2 separate regions of the Homo sapiens genome follow, and region 1 is linked to region 2. A link is a contact called in ENCODE Hi-C data. All regions are on one chromosome and are shown on one strand. Each heading gives the region's core, a stretch centred on a gene start or an enhancer-like site at or near the end of the contact. The rest is flanking DNA. Distances are from core to core; before and after follow the strand shown. Region 1 overlaps TGIF2-RAB5IF (TGIF2-RAB5IF readthrough). Region 2 overlaps TRPC4AP (transient receptor potential cation channel subfamily C member 4 associated protein).

Region 1 (6,200 bases), core at 1,852-4,351, 1.5 Mb before region 2:
CTCTTACCTCTCTAGGAGCAGACAAAGCTAAGCTGGCAGCCAGAGGGGAAGCCCTTGTCTAAAAGGTATTTTTGGGACTCAGACTTGTTCCCTATTTGCTTTCACCCAAGGCTTTCCTTATCTTAGGAAGCGGGGAACCTGGCTGAATCTCAGTGAATCCGTCTGGTTAAAATAAACATCTTGGGTGGTCTGAGTTGGAAAATAACTTGATGAAGGGTCAGATTTGAAAGTGGGAGAGACAGATTTGGAAGTAGGACAAATTTTGTCTTTGTGAGTTTGTAGCTGTTTAGTACTAGTTGAACACATGAGCTCAGCCTTAGGGCTATTTCCCAGCTGAATGCCTCGATAGCACTGCCAGCTGCTTGGAGTGGGGTTTGGAGAGGAAGGTATATTCTGAGGGGTAAGACTGGCCCCTCACAGGCACTGATGGATCACAGGTATCAGAAATCCTGGGGGCAACCATCAGCCATGGAAAGAGCACCTGTTGTTGGAATGGAGGTCTGAGATTGCATCCTGGTCTTTTTTTTTCTTTTTGGCCCACAATAAATGTCATACTAGCACTTAATGAACCCTCACTAGCTACCAGTCACTTCACTAAATGTTTTACATTCATTTGTTTTGTTTTGTTTTTGAGACAGTCTCACTCTGTCACCCAGGCTGGAGTGCAGTGGGACAATCTCAACTCACTGCAACCTCCACCTCCTGGGTTCAAGCAATTCTCCTGCCTCAGCCTCCGGAGTAGCTGGGACTACAGGCACCTGCCACCATGCTCAGCTAATTTTTGTATTTTGTAGAGATGGGGTTTTGCCACGTTTGCCAGGCTGGTCTCAAGCTCCTGACCTTGGGTGATCCACCCGCCTCGGCCTTCCAAAGTGATGGAATTACAGGTATAAGCCACTGCATCTGGCTACATTCGTTTTCATCCAAAACCTGGCTGGGCTTTTAACCATTAACCATTATGCTAAACTCTTCTCTTTTTATACCTTTACTTGCAATTTCTCTACATCGTGTGTGGATTACTTTGGTAATTAAAATGGTAGGGCTACACTTGACCTTCAAGTTACCATAGCCTCCTGGGAGCAAAGACGTCAGATGGTTCAGAGACCCTTCTTCCTCTCATCTTGTAACTTTGAAAGACAAAGAGTTGCTACTTTCCCAGCCCAGTAGTTTCCTGGGGATAGGTCAGTGTCCTGATAATGAATGGTGAAGGTCTCTGGAGCAAGATCATCAGAATCTCATGTGGCATCAGTGAAGAATGCAGATTCCTGCCCAGACTCTCTGGGCGTGAGGTCTGGGAATATGCATCTTTGTAAGCTTTCCTGATGATCTTGATGGATATTTAGGCTTGAGAATTACTTCTCTGGGTAATTAGGCCCAATTCTGCCACTTAAAAGCTGTGTGGTATGGGGTAAGTTATTTTACAGGTTGTTTTTCCCTCAGCTGTGTGCTGAGCAAGGATAGATAGTAACGTATAGATTATCCTATTTCATCCTCCCAAGAGGTAAGTATTACTATTCCCACTTTATTGATGATGAAAACTGAAGTTTGGAGTAGTGAACTGTCTTGCCTATGGTCATGACAGCTAATCAGTGACAGACCAAGAATTTGAAACCAGGCTTGGGTCATAGAGAAATGCCTTTGAAATCAGTAACACTGACAGCAGTGATGGTTATTTCTGCATCCTTCGAGTGCCACACCTTATCCTCTGCAGCTCTAGTGCATAACATAGCAAGGATACAGCCATACAAGGCAGACCTGGCCTCTGCCATATGGAGTTTTCATGTAGCAGCTTTCTTTTCTTTTTTTTTTTTTTGAGACGGAGTTTTGCCTTGTCACCCAGGCTAGAGTACAGTGGTGCGATCTCGGCTCACTCCAACCTCTGCCTCCCGGGTTCAAGCGATTCTCCTGCCTCAGCCTCCCGAGTAGCTGGGATTACAGGTGCCTGCCACCGCGCCAGGCTAATTTTTGTAATTTTAGTAGAGATGGGGTTTCACCATCTTGGCCAGGCTGGTCTCGAACTCCTGACCTCGTGATCTACCAGCCTTGGCCTCCCAAAGAGCTGGGATTACACGTATGAGCCACCGTGCCCAGCCCATGTAGCAGCTTTCAAGCTAGACTGTACTTTTAAAATCCAGAGTCCTCAGTCTTACCCCAGAGATGCTTATTCCTAGGGCTAAGTTGAGGCAAAAAAAAAAAAAAAAAAAAAAAAAAAGGTTCTAAGCCTGGGGGCCATGGAGAAACTACCATTCAAAAACAGTGGAAAGGAAGAGGACTTCCCTGACCACCCATCTAGAGGATGGCAGATCCCCTCCCCACCAATCACTACCATTACCTTTATTTTATTTTATTTTATTTTTGAGACAGAGTCTCACTCTGTCGGCCAGGCTGGAGTGCAGCGGCGCCATCTCAGCTCACTGCAACCTCCGCCTCCCTGGTTCAAGTGATTCTTCTGCCTCAGCCTCCCAAGTAGCAGGGACTACAAGCATGCACCACCACGCCACCCGGCCACCTTTTTAAACAAAACAAAACAAAAAAAATATTAATGCAAAGTCCAAAATCGATACCCAAAAGCTTGAAGCATCATCTTAGCCCTATTAAGAACAAGGGTATAGGCTGAGTGCGGTGGCTCACGTCTGTAATCCCAGCACTTTGGGAGGCTGAGGCAGGCGGATCATGAGGTCAGGAGTTTGAGACCAGCCTGACCAACATGGTGAAACCCCGTCTCTACTTAAAATACAAAAATTAGCCAGGGGTGGTGGTGCGTGCGTGTAATCCCAGCTACTCAGGAGGCTGAGACAGGAGAATCACTTGAACCCAGGAGACGGAGGTTGCAGTGAGCCGAGATTGCACTGCTGCACTCAAGCCTGGGCGACAGAGCAAGAATCTGTCTCAAAAAAAAAAGAACAAGGGTATAGAGAGGCGGCCAGGCTATACATAGCCAGCCCAAAGAGACAGCGGGTATTCACGACCAGGGCAGATACATTTAAAAGCTGTTTCCTGAATGAGACTCTAATAAAAAAGGTGGATGTCCTTAGATCATGTTCCCAGCGTCACAGGAGGGGCCCTAGCCACATTATCCCGCAGTTCACTTTCATTATCTAGAGTGCTTGCTCACTCCAGGGCTCATTTGAAGCTTGATGCAGAAGACACTTTTGGTTTCAGTTCCTTTTATTTTTTTTTGAGACAGTCTCGCTCTGTCGCCCAGGCTGGAGTGCAGTGGCATGATCTCGGCTCACTGCAACCTCCGCCTCCAGGGTTCAAGCGATTCTCCTGCCTCAGCCTCCCGAGTAGCTGGGATTACAGGGGTGCGCCATTCCCACCCCACCAATTTTTGTATTTTTAGTAGAGACGGGGTTTCACCATGTTGGCTAGGCTGGTCTTGAACTCCTGACCTCAAAAGTGATCTGCCCGCCTCAGCCTCCCAAAATGCTGGAATTACAAGCATGAGCCACCACGCCCGGCCGATGTGAATTGAATATTAAACTTACTTTGAAAAGCTGTAACAGCATGTGCCTATTCTGCTGAGCTCCAGGGCCAAGTGTGCAGTTTGAGAGATACTGAGAGAGAAATGGGGGAAAATCAGGACCTTGGGTGAATGGCTGAGGGAGCTGAGGCTCTTTAATCTGGGAAACTTGAGTGGGGAGGCTCTCTCTCCAAATTCCTGAAGGAGAGTGACCTGTAGGAGAGACCACCAAGATTTCATTCACAGAAGAAACTTCTTGTGCTGAGCCCACAGCACTGTTCTAGACAGCTAGATGATACTATGTTAGTAAGTGACCACTATATTACTTCAGGTAGGTTCTGGGCAGACCTGAGTGACCCTGAAGGAAAACAGACTTGAATTTGAATTCGAGCTCCATATTTATATGGGCTATATGAGTTCAGGCAAGTATCTGAAATCCCTACTCAGTTTCTCTTTTTTTTTAGAATAAAAAAAAATTAAAAAAACGATGGGGTCTTGGGGTCTCATTCAGTCACCCAGGCTGGAGTGCAGTGGTCCAATCACAGCTCATTGCAGCCTCAAACTCCCAGGCTTAAGTGATCCTCCAGCCTCAGCCTTGGAGTAGCTGGGACTGTAGGCACAAGCCACAGCCCACTCAGTTTCTTTACCTAGGGCATCTCACTTTCATGTGTGTGTGTACAAAAATTAAGAAATTGGGGCTGGGCACAGTGACTCACGCCTGTAATTGCAGCACTTTGGGAGGCCGAGGTGGGTGGATCACGAGGTCAGGAGATCGAGATCATCCTGGCCAACACGGTGAAACCCCGTCTCTACTAAAAAATACAAAAAATTAGCCGGGCATGGTGGCGCACTCCTGTAGTCCCAGCTATTTGGGAGGCTGAGGTAGGAGAATCACTTGAACCTGGGAGGCGGAGGTTGCAGTGAGCCAAGATTGTGCCACTGCACTCCAGCCTAGCAAGAGAGAGAGACTCCGTTTCAAAAAAAAAAAAAAAAAAAAGAGACTGAACATAGCACAGACCCAGACCCAGGCACACTCAACCAAACTCAGTTTCCCACTGTTGCAGACCTTGGTTTTTATAGTTTGGGCTGCAGTTAGTGTATTGTCATTTCAGTATGGCAGAAACGTATTAACAGCTAGTTTAAGCAAAAAGGGGAATTCACTAGCTTACATAATAGAGAAGTTTACAGGTGGTCCTGGTTTCAGACATGACTGGAGCTTCCATCTCATAGCTGCTTCTCTCTGTGCCGGGTTCACACTGCAGTCATGCTTGTTTCTTACCGAGAGAGGGGGAGGACAAAGTTGCCAGTTCCTCAAGGTTACATCCTCACCACTTAGCAACCCCAGAGCTTAACTGTTGATTCCAGGGAAGACTGGCCCAATGTGAGATGCAAATGCCCCCTTTACCCTGAGTTGAATGGGATACAGAATGGAGCTGGTGAAAGGGAATGGGGGTACAGCGTGCACAGAACTCACAGCTGGCTACTAGAGGGAGAGTAAAAGATGTAAAGCAAAATAAGAAGCCAGTGACTGCTTTGTCTTCAAGCCTGGGCCCTGAGCCCTGGTGGATCAATCAAGAACCCTGTTTCTGCTTAAAAAAACAAAAAAAAATTTTATTTGACAAAAGACAAAAAAGTTATTTACAGTAGTTTTTGCTCAAATAATTCAATGGGACAACTGTGCTTCTCCTCCAGGTTTATCTTACAACCAAACCCAAGCAGAGTCTGCCCTACCCAACACCCCATTTTACATAATGGGGAAATGCCAACCAGAATTCAGCAGCATGGCTCCCTCACCACCCTCCATTGCTCAGTGCACTGTGGGGAGGGAAAATCCCACCTCAGCCCAATACACTTCCAGAGTTCCCTACTACAGGCATCCTGCAGCAGTTGCACCAGACCTGGGCTCACTGACAGGGCTGGGATGGAAGAGGCTGGGCAAATGGCAGCATCAGTTAACCTGGATGAAGCCATGTTCATTCTTCCCCACTGGGCCTCAGGAGGGTGAGGATCCCTGATCCCCCTGGGGCACACGGGGAGAGGGCACGGGAGGAAGAAGCCAGAGGGAGGCAACACAGAGAGCCCAGGAAACTTGCCCACCTAGAGAGAGCAAAGCTCCCTCTCCTTCAGCGATCCGTTCACACTCCCACAGCAACAGATGGGCGACTCAGAAGTTGGGGAGCCTCTGTGATGGCTTCAGGGATCTTCCCAGAAAGTACAGAACACATGTTACTGTCTTTCTCCTGGCTAGATCCACCCACCCAAGTTAGTCAGTATCCAGGAACCTTTTCTCCTTGTGCCTGACCTGGTGATTTCAGGAAAACTAAAGGCTGTCGTCCTGATCTATCTTTTGGCCCAGTGACACTACTCAGGACAAAAATATTTTGGCTAGCAATAACCTAGGATTAGTGTTTCTTAGGATATATAAAGATGGGGCATATTGTTGAACACTGTCAGCAATGAAACAGCAAAAGAGGCTGGGCGTGGTGGCTCACGAGGTCAGGAGTTCCAAGACCAGCCTGGCCAAGATGGTGAAACCCCGTCTCTACTAAAAGCCAGACATGGTGGCGGGTGCCTATAATCCCAGCTACTCGGGAGGCTGAGGCAAATAATTGCTTGAACCCGGGAGGCGGAGGTTACAGTGAGCTGAGATCGCACCACTGCACTCCAGCCCGGGTGACAGAGCATGACTCTGTCTCAAAAAAACAAACAAACAAACAAAAAACAAAAAACAAAACAG
Region 2 (5,962 bases), core at 2,847-5,346:
GAAGGATATAGAGACACAAAAAACCCTTCAAAAAATCAATGAATCCAGAAGCTCGTTTTTCGAAAAGATCAACAAAATTGAAAGACCGCTAGCAAGACTAATAAGAAAAGAGAGAAGAATCAAATAGATGCAATAAAAAATGATAAAGGGGATATTACCACCAATCCCACAGAAATACAAACTACCATCAGAGAATACTATAAACACCTCTACGGAAATAAACTAGAAAATCTAGAAGAAATGGATAAATTCCTGGACACATACACCCTCCCAAGACTAAACTGGGAAGAAGTTGAATGAATCCCTGAATAGACCAATAACAGGCTCTGAAGTTGAGGCAATAATTAATAGCCTACCAACCAAAAAAAGTCCAGGACCAGACGGATTCACAGCCGAATTCTACCAGAGGTACAAAGAGGAGCTGGTACCATTCCTTCTGAAGCTATTCCAATCAATAGAAAAAGAGGGAATCCTCCCTAACTCATTTTATGAGGCCAGCATCATCCTGATACCAAAGCCTGGCAGAGACATAACAAAAGAGAATTTTAGACCAATATCCCTGATGAACATCAATGCAAAAATCCTCAATAAAATACTGGCAAACCAAATCCAGCAGCACATCAAAAAGCTTATTCACCACGATCAAGTTGGCTTCATCCCTGGGATACAAGGCTGGTTCAACATATGCAAATCAATAAACGTAATCCATCATATAAACAGAACCAAAGACAAAAACCACATGATAATAGGTGCAGAAAAGGCCTTCGACAAAATTCAACAGCCCTTCATGCTGAAAACTCTCAATAAACTAGGTATTGATGGGACGTATCTTAAAATAATAGGAGCTATTTATGACAGACCCACAGCCAATATCATACTGAATGGGCAAAAACTGGAAGCATTCCCTTTGAAAACTGGCACAAGACAGGGGTGCCCTCTCTCAGCACACTCCTATTCAACATAGTGTCGGAAGTTTTGGCCAGGGAAGTCAGGCAGGAGAAAGAAATAAAGGGTATTCAATTAGGAAAAGAGGAAGTCAAATTGTCCCTGTTTGCAGATGACATGATTGTATATTTAGAAAACCCCATTGTCTCAGCCCAAAATCCTCTTAAACTGATGAGCAGCTTCAGCAAAGTCTCAGGATACAAAATCAATGTGCAAAAGTCGCAAGCATTCCTATACACCAATAACAGACAGCCAAATCATGAGTGAACTCCCATTCACAATTGCTACAAAGAGACTAAAATACTTAGGAATCCAACTCACAAGGGATGTGAAGGACCTCTTCAAGAAGAACTACAAACCACTGCTCAATGAAATAAAAGAGGACACAAACAAATGGAAGAACATCCCATGCTCATGAATAGGAAGAATCAATATTGTGAAAATGGCCATATTGCCCGAGGTAATTGATAGATTCAATGCCATCCCCATCAAGCTACCAATTACTTTCTTCACAGAATTGGAAAAAACTACTTTAAAGTTCATATGGAACCAAAAAAGAGCCCACATTGCCAAGACAATCCTAAGCCAAAAGAACCAAAGCTGGAGGCATCACGCTACCTGACTTCAAACTATACTACAAGGCTACTGTAACCAAAACAGCATGGTACTATTACCAAAACAGAGATATAGACCAGTGGAACAGAACAGAGCCCTCAGAAATAATGCCGCATATCTACAACTGTCCGATCTTTGACAAACCTGACAAAAGCAAGAAATGGGGAAAGGATTCCCTATTTAATAAATAGTGCTGGGAAAACTGGCTAGCCACATGTAGAAAGCTGAAACTGGATCCTTTCCTTACACTTTATACAAAAATTAATTCAAGATTGATTAAAGACTTAAATGTTAGACCTAAAACCATAAAAACCCTAGAAGAAAATCTAGGCAATACTATTCAGGCCATAGGCACGGGCAAGGACTTCATGACTAAAACACCAAAAGCAATGGCAACAAAAGCCAGAATTGGCAAATGGGATCTAATTAAACTAAAGAGCTTCTGCATAGCAAAAGAAACTACCATCAGAGTGAACAGGCAACCTACGGAATGGGAGAAAATTTTTGCAATCTACCCATCTGACAAAGGGCTAATATCCAGAATCTACAAAGAACTTAAATTTACAAGAAAAAAGCAAACAGCCCCATCAAAAACTGGGCGAAGGATATGAACAGACACTTTTCAAAAGAAGACGTTTATGCAGCCAACAGACACAGGAAAAAATGCTCATCATCACTGGCCATCAGAGAAATGCAAATCAAAACCACAATGAGATACCATCTCACACTAGTTAGAATGGCGATTATTAAAAAGTCAGGAAACAACAGGTGCTGGAGAGGATGTGGAGAAATAGGAACACTTTTAAACTGTTGGTGGGACTGTAAACTAGTTCAACCATTGTGGAAGACAGTGTGGCGATTCCTCAAGGATCTAGAACTAGAAATACCATTTGACCCAGCCATCCCATTACTGGGTATTTACCCAAAGGATTATAAATCATGCTGCTATAAAGACACATGCACGTGTATATTTATTGCAGCACTATTCACAATAGCAAAAGACTTGGAACCAACCCAAATGTCCATTTAATGGTAGGCTGGATTAAGAAAATGTGGCACATATACACCATGGAGTACTATGCAGCCATAAAAAATGATGAGTTCATGTCCTTTGTAGGGACATGGATGAATCTGGAAACCATCATTCTGAGCAAACTATCGTTAAGGACAGAAAACCAAACACCGTGTGTTCTCACTCATAGGTGGGAATTGAGCAATGAGAACACTTGGACACAGGGTGGGGAACGTCACACACCAGGGCCTGGCATGGGGTGGGGGGAGGGGGGAGGGATAGCATTAGGAGATATACCTAATATAAATGACGAGTTAATGGGTACAGCGCACCAACATGGCACATGTATACATATGTAACAAACCTGCATGTTGTGCACAAGTACCCTAGAACTTAAAGTATAATAAAATAAAAAACAGCAAAAATAAATAAATAAAAACCATGTAAGTTATATTGAACGTAATGAAACTGAATGACAGTGTTCTTCAGAGGTGAAGTTTTGATTATTATATCACATAGTAAGTTATTTTAAAATGTAATAGAAACTAATTAAACTTAGTCTTTACGTTTAAGAAGAGACATTTTCATATTTTGAATCTCACAGTCTGATAGAAATAATTATAGCTTCTTAAACTTGTTTAAAAATGCTTTTCAAAGAGTTGCACATTATTTGCTTCTTGCAAAATCTCAGGAGATTGAGGTGAAGTTAAAGGGGAGGGAAATTAATATTTGTATATCTTTGCTATGTGATCATCATTTCTTTATTCATTAAGTAAGTACTTATTTGAAACTTACTATGTTTTAGGTTTTCTTGTAAGATTTTTTTTCCTCTTAGCTTTGTTCCATATGAACAAAGGATTCTGTGGCCGTCAGTTTGAGAACTACTACCCTATGTGTGCTGTATCAAATACTCTGTCTTGGAATCTGTGGGGAATACAAAGTGGGATCTGTTTGTGTTGTCCTCAAGGAACGTTTAGTCTAGGGAAGAAATAACATAGGTTTGGCCGGGCGCAGTGACTCACGCCTGTAATCCCAGCACTCTGGGAGGCCGAGGCGGGTGGATCACAAGGTTAGGAGATGGAGACCACGGTGAAACCCCGTCTCTACTGAAAATACAAAAAATTAGCCGGGCGCAGTGGCGGGCGCCTGTAGTCCCAGCTACTCGGGAGGCTGAGGCAGGAGAATGGCGTGAACCCGGGAGGCAGAGCTTGCAGTGAGCCGAGATCGCGCCACTGCACTCCAGCCTGGGTGGCAGAGCGAGACTCCCTCTCAAAAAAAAAAAAAGAAATGGTTTGTAAATAGGTGCAAAGTAAAAGTGCTAAATGTTACAAATGAGTTGTAGATTGTTTTGGGGGTCTGAAGAGCATGCTTCTGGTTGGGGGAAATCAAGAAGACTTCCTGCAGGAGATTATATTTGAGCAGTGACTTGGTTATTGCTACAGAACTAGTCACCCCGAAACCTAGCAGCCGGAAGTAACAAGAATCATTTATCTGTCAACAATTCTTGGTTGACTGAGTGGCTCCTCTGCTTCATGTGCTGTTGGGTAGGGTGGTACTGAGATATCTGGAATGTCCAAAATGGTCTCTCTCACATCCCTGGCAGGTTGGTGCTGGCTGTCAGCTGGAGATCAACTAAGGATGTTGCTCTTGGCCTCATTTCTTCTCCTTATGGCCTCCCCATTGGCTGTGTTCTCACAGCATGATGTTTGGGTTCCAGGATGGCAAGAGCGAAGTCTGTCAGGCTTTTTATTTTTTTTTAATGACAGAGTCTCCCTCTGTTGCCGAGGCTGGAGTGCAGTGGCTCTATGTTGGCTCACTGCAACGTCTGCCTCCGTGGCTCAAGTGCTTCTTGTACTTCAAATTCCTGAGTAGCTGGGATTACAGGTGTGTAGCACCACATCCGGCTAATTTTTGTACTTTTAGTAGAGATGGGGTTTTGCCATGTTGGCCAGGCTGGTCTCAAACTCCTGGCCTCAAGTAATCCGCCCACCTTAGCCTCCCAAAGTGCTGGGATTACAGGTGTGAGCCTGGCTTTCTTAAGGCTTGTGCTGGAAGTGGCCTAGTGTCACTTCTACCACATGCTGTTAGTTGAGGTGTGTCATACCAGCCCAGATTTAGTGTGAGAAGGGGCTTTACAGGGGCCTGAATACTAGGAAGTGTGGTTCATTGGGGACTGTCTTTGTGTTCATGGGAACTCCAGTTGGGACTAAAGCTCAAACTGATGCTTTAGTGTCTGGTCTGTGTTGGTTACTAAAACAATGTATGTACTTTTTTTTAAAAAAACTAGGAAATTTCTCCTCTTCTCTCCATGGAGGCTATGGCATTTGTTACTGAAGAGAGGAAACTTACCCAAGAAACCACTTATCCAAATACTTACATTTTTGACTTGTTTGGAGGTGTTGATGTAAGTAGCTATTTATTATTACTACTGCTGTTACTACTGCTTAATGGTTTGGGAATTTAACTTTTGAAATGGGAGATAGGAAAGATTTCAGAATTTATAACATTTCAGATTTTAACTTTTAGAAGCTTAGCGGCATTTACATGTTGAAGCAGCATAGTTTTTACTTCAGAAGAATTCATTTATTTAAATTGGTGTATACCTTTTTAAAAAAATACTAAGTGAAAAGTACATCTCTAAATTTCCCAGTGTCCCCTCCTCAGAACCAGTTGTGATTACTAGTTTCTTGTGTGTCCTGCTTAAGATGTTTTGTTTTTTTTGTGTGTGTGTGTGTGTGTGTGTGTGTGTGTGTAAATATTCCCCACCACCTCCACCTTAGTTTATTTTCTCCGCACATAGAGTGATATACCATATACACGGCTACACTATTCTGTACCTTCTTTCTTCTTCTTTTTTTTTTTTTAATTAAAACAATTTTAGGCCGGGCGCAGTGGCTCACGCCTGTAATCCCAGCACTTTGGGAGGCCAAGGCAGGTGGATCGTGAGGTCAGGAGTTCGAGACCAACCTGTCCAAGATGGTGAAACCCTGTCTCTACTAAAAATACCAAAATTAGATGGGCACGGTGGCAGGCACTTGTAATCCCAGCTACTCAGGAGGCTGAGGCAGGAGAATTGCTTGAAGCCGGGAGGCAGAGGTTGCCGTGAGCCAAGATCATACCACTGCACTCTAGCCTGGGTGATGAGCTCTCAAAAAAAAATTAAATGGTTAGTGTTTCCTGGTGTGATTGTGCCATAATTTATTTACCCAGGCCCCAGTTGACTGGCATTTATAATTTTTCCACACCATTTCTCTTACAGACAAGGTTGCAGTAAAGATCTTTTACATATTTTTGTATACATGTGAGTATATACCTTTGGAACAAGAACGTATGTTTTTTATTGTTTATAAATCTGAAGTTTACCTACCTAAGAAGTTTTGTCAGTTTATA

Evidence for each region. A loop is a pair of places that touch in the nucleus more often than their neighbours do. Pooled maps may share reads with other maps.
Region 1: a map of lower leg skin shows a loop between it and region 2 (19-fold over the local background). The contact joins two enhancer-like sites. A Hi-C loop is called at or near these places in 1 of 168 maps with a recorded cell type or tissue (lower leg skin) and 1 of 50 pooled maps.

Annotation. Positions count from the first base shown.
Region 1 is chr20:36,592,797-36,598,996 of GRCh38, reverse strand. The region is part of intron 2 of TGIF2-RAB5IF (TGIF2-RAB5IF readthrough); the gene reads right to left. TGIF2 (TGFB induced factor homeobox 2) reads right to left here. Exons shown (of 3, transcript NM_021809.7): 3 at 5,047-6,200. Among named protein-coding and RNA genes, the nearest start is that of RAB5IF, 9.9 kb to the left of the region's middle. RefSeq lists an enhancer at 2,909-3,278. Within about 2 kb of position 3,101, at least 8 of the 41 ENCODE cell types and tissues checked have a DNase peak (open chromatin) inside an H3K27ac peak, as active enhancers do.
Region 2 is chr20:35,068,310-35,074,271 of GRCh38, reverse strand. It overlaps TRPC4AP (transient receptor potential cation channel subfamily C member 4 associated protein), which reads left to right. Exons shown (of 19, transcript NM_015638.3): 3 at 4,860-4,976. Among named protein-coding and RNA genes, the nearest start is that of TRPC4AP, 22 kb to the left of the region's middle. RefSeq lists an enhancer at 3,765-3,934. Within about 2 kb of position 4,096, at least 3 of the 41 ENCODE cell types and tissues checked have a DNase peak (open chromatin) inside an H3K27ac peak, as active enhancers do.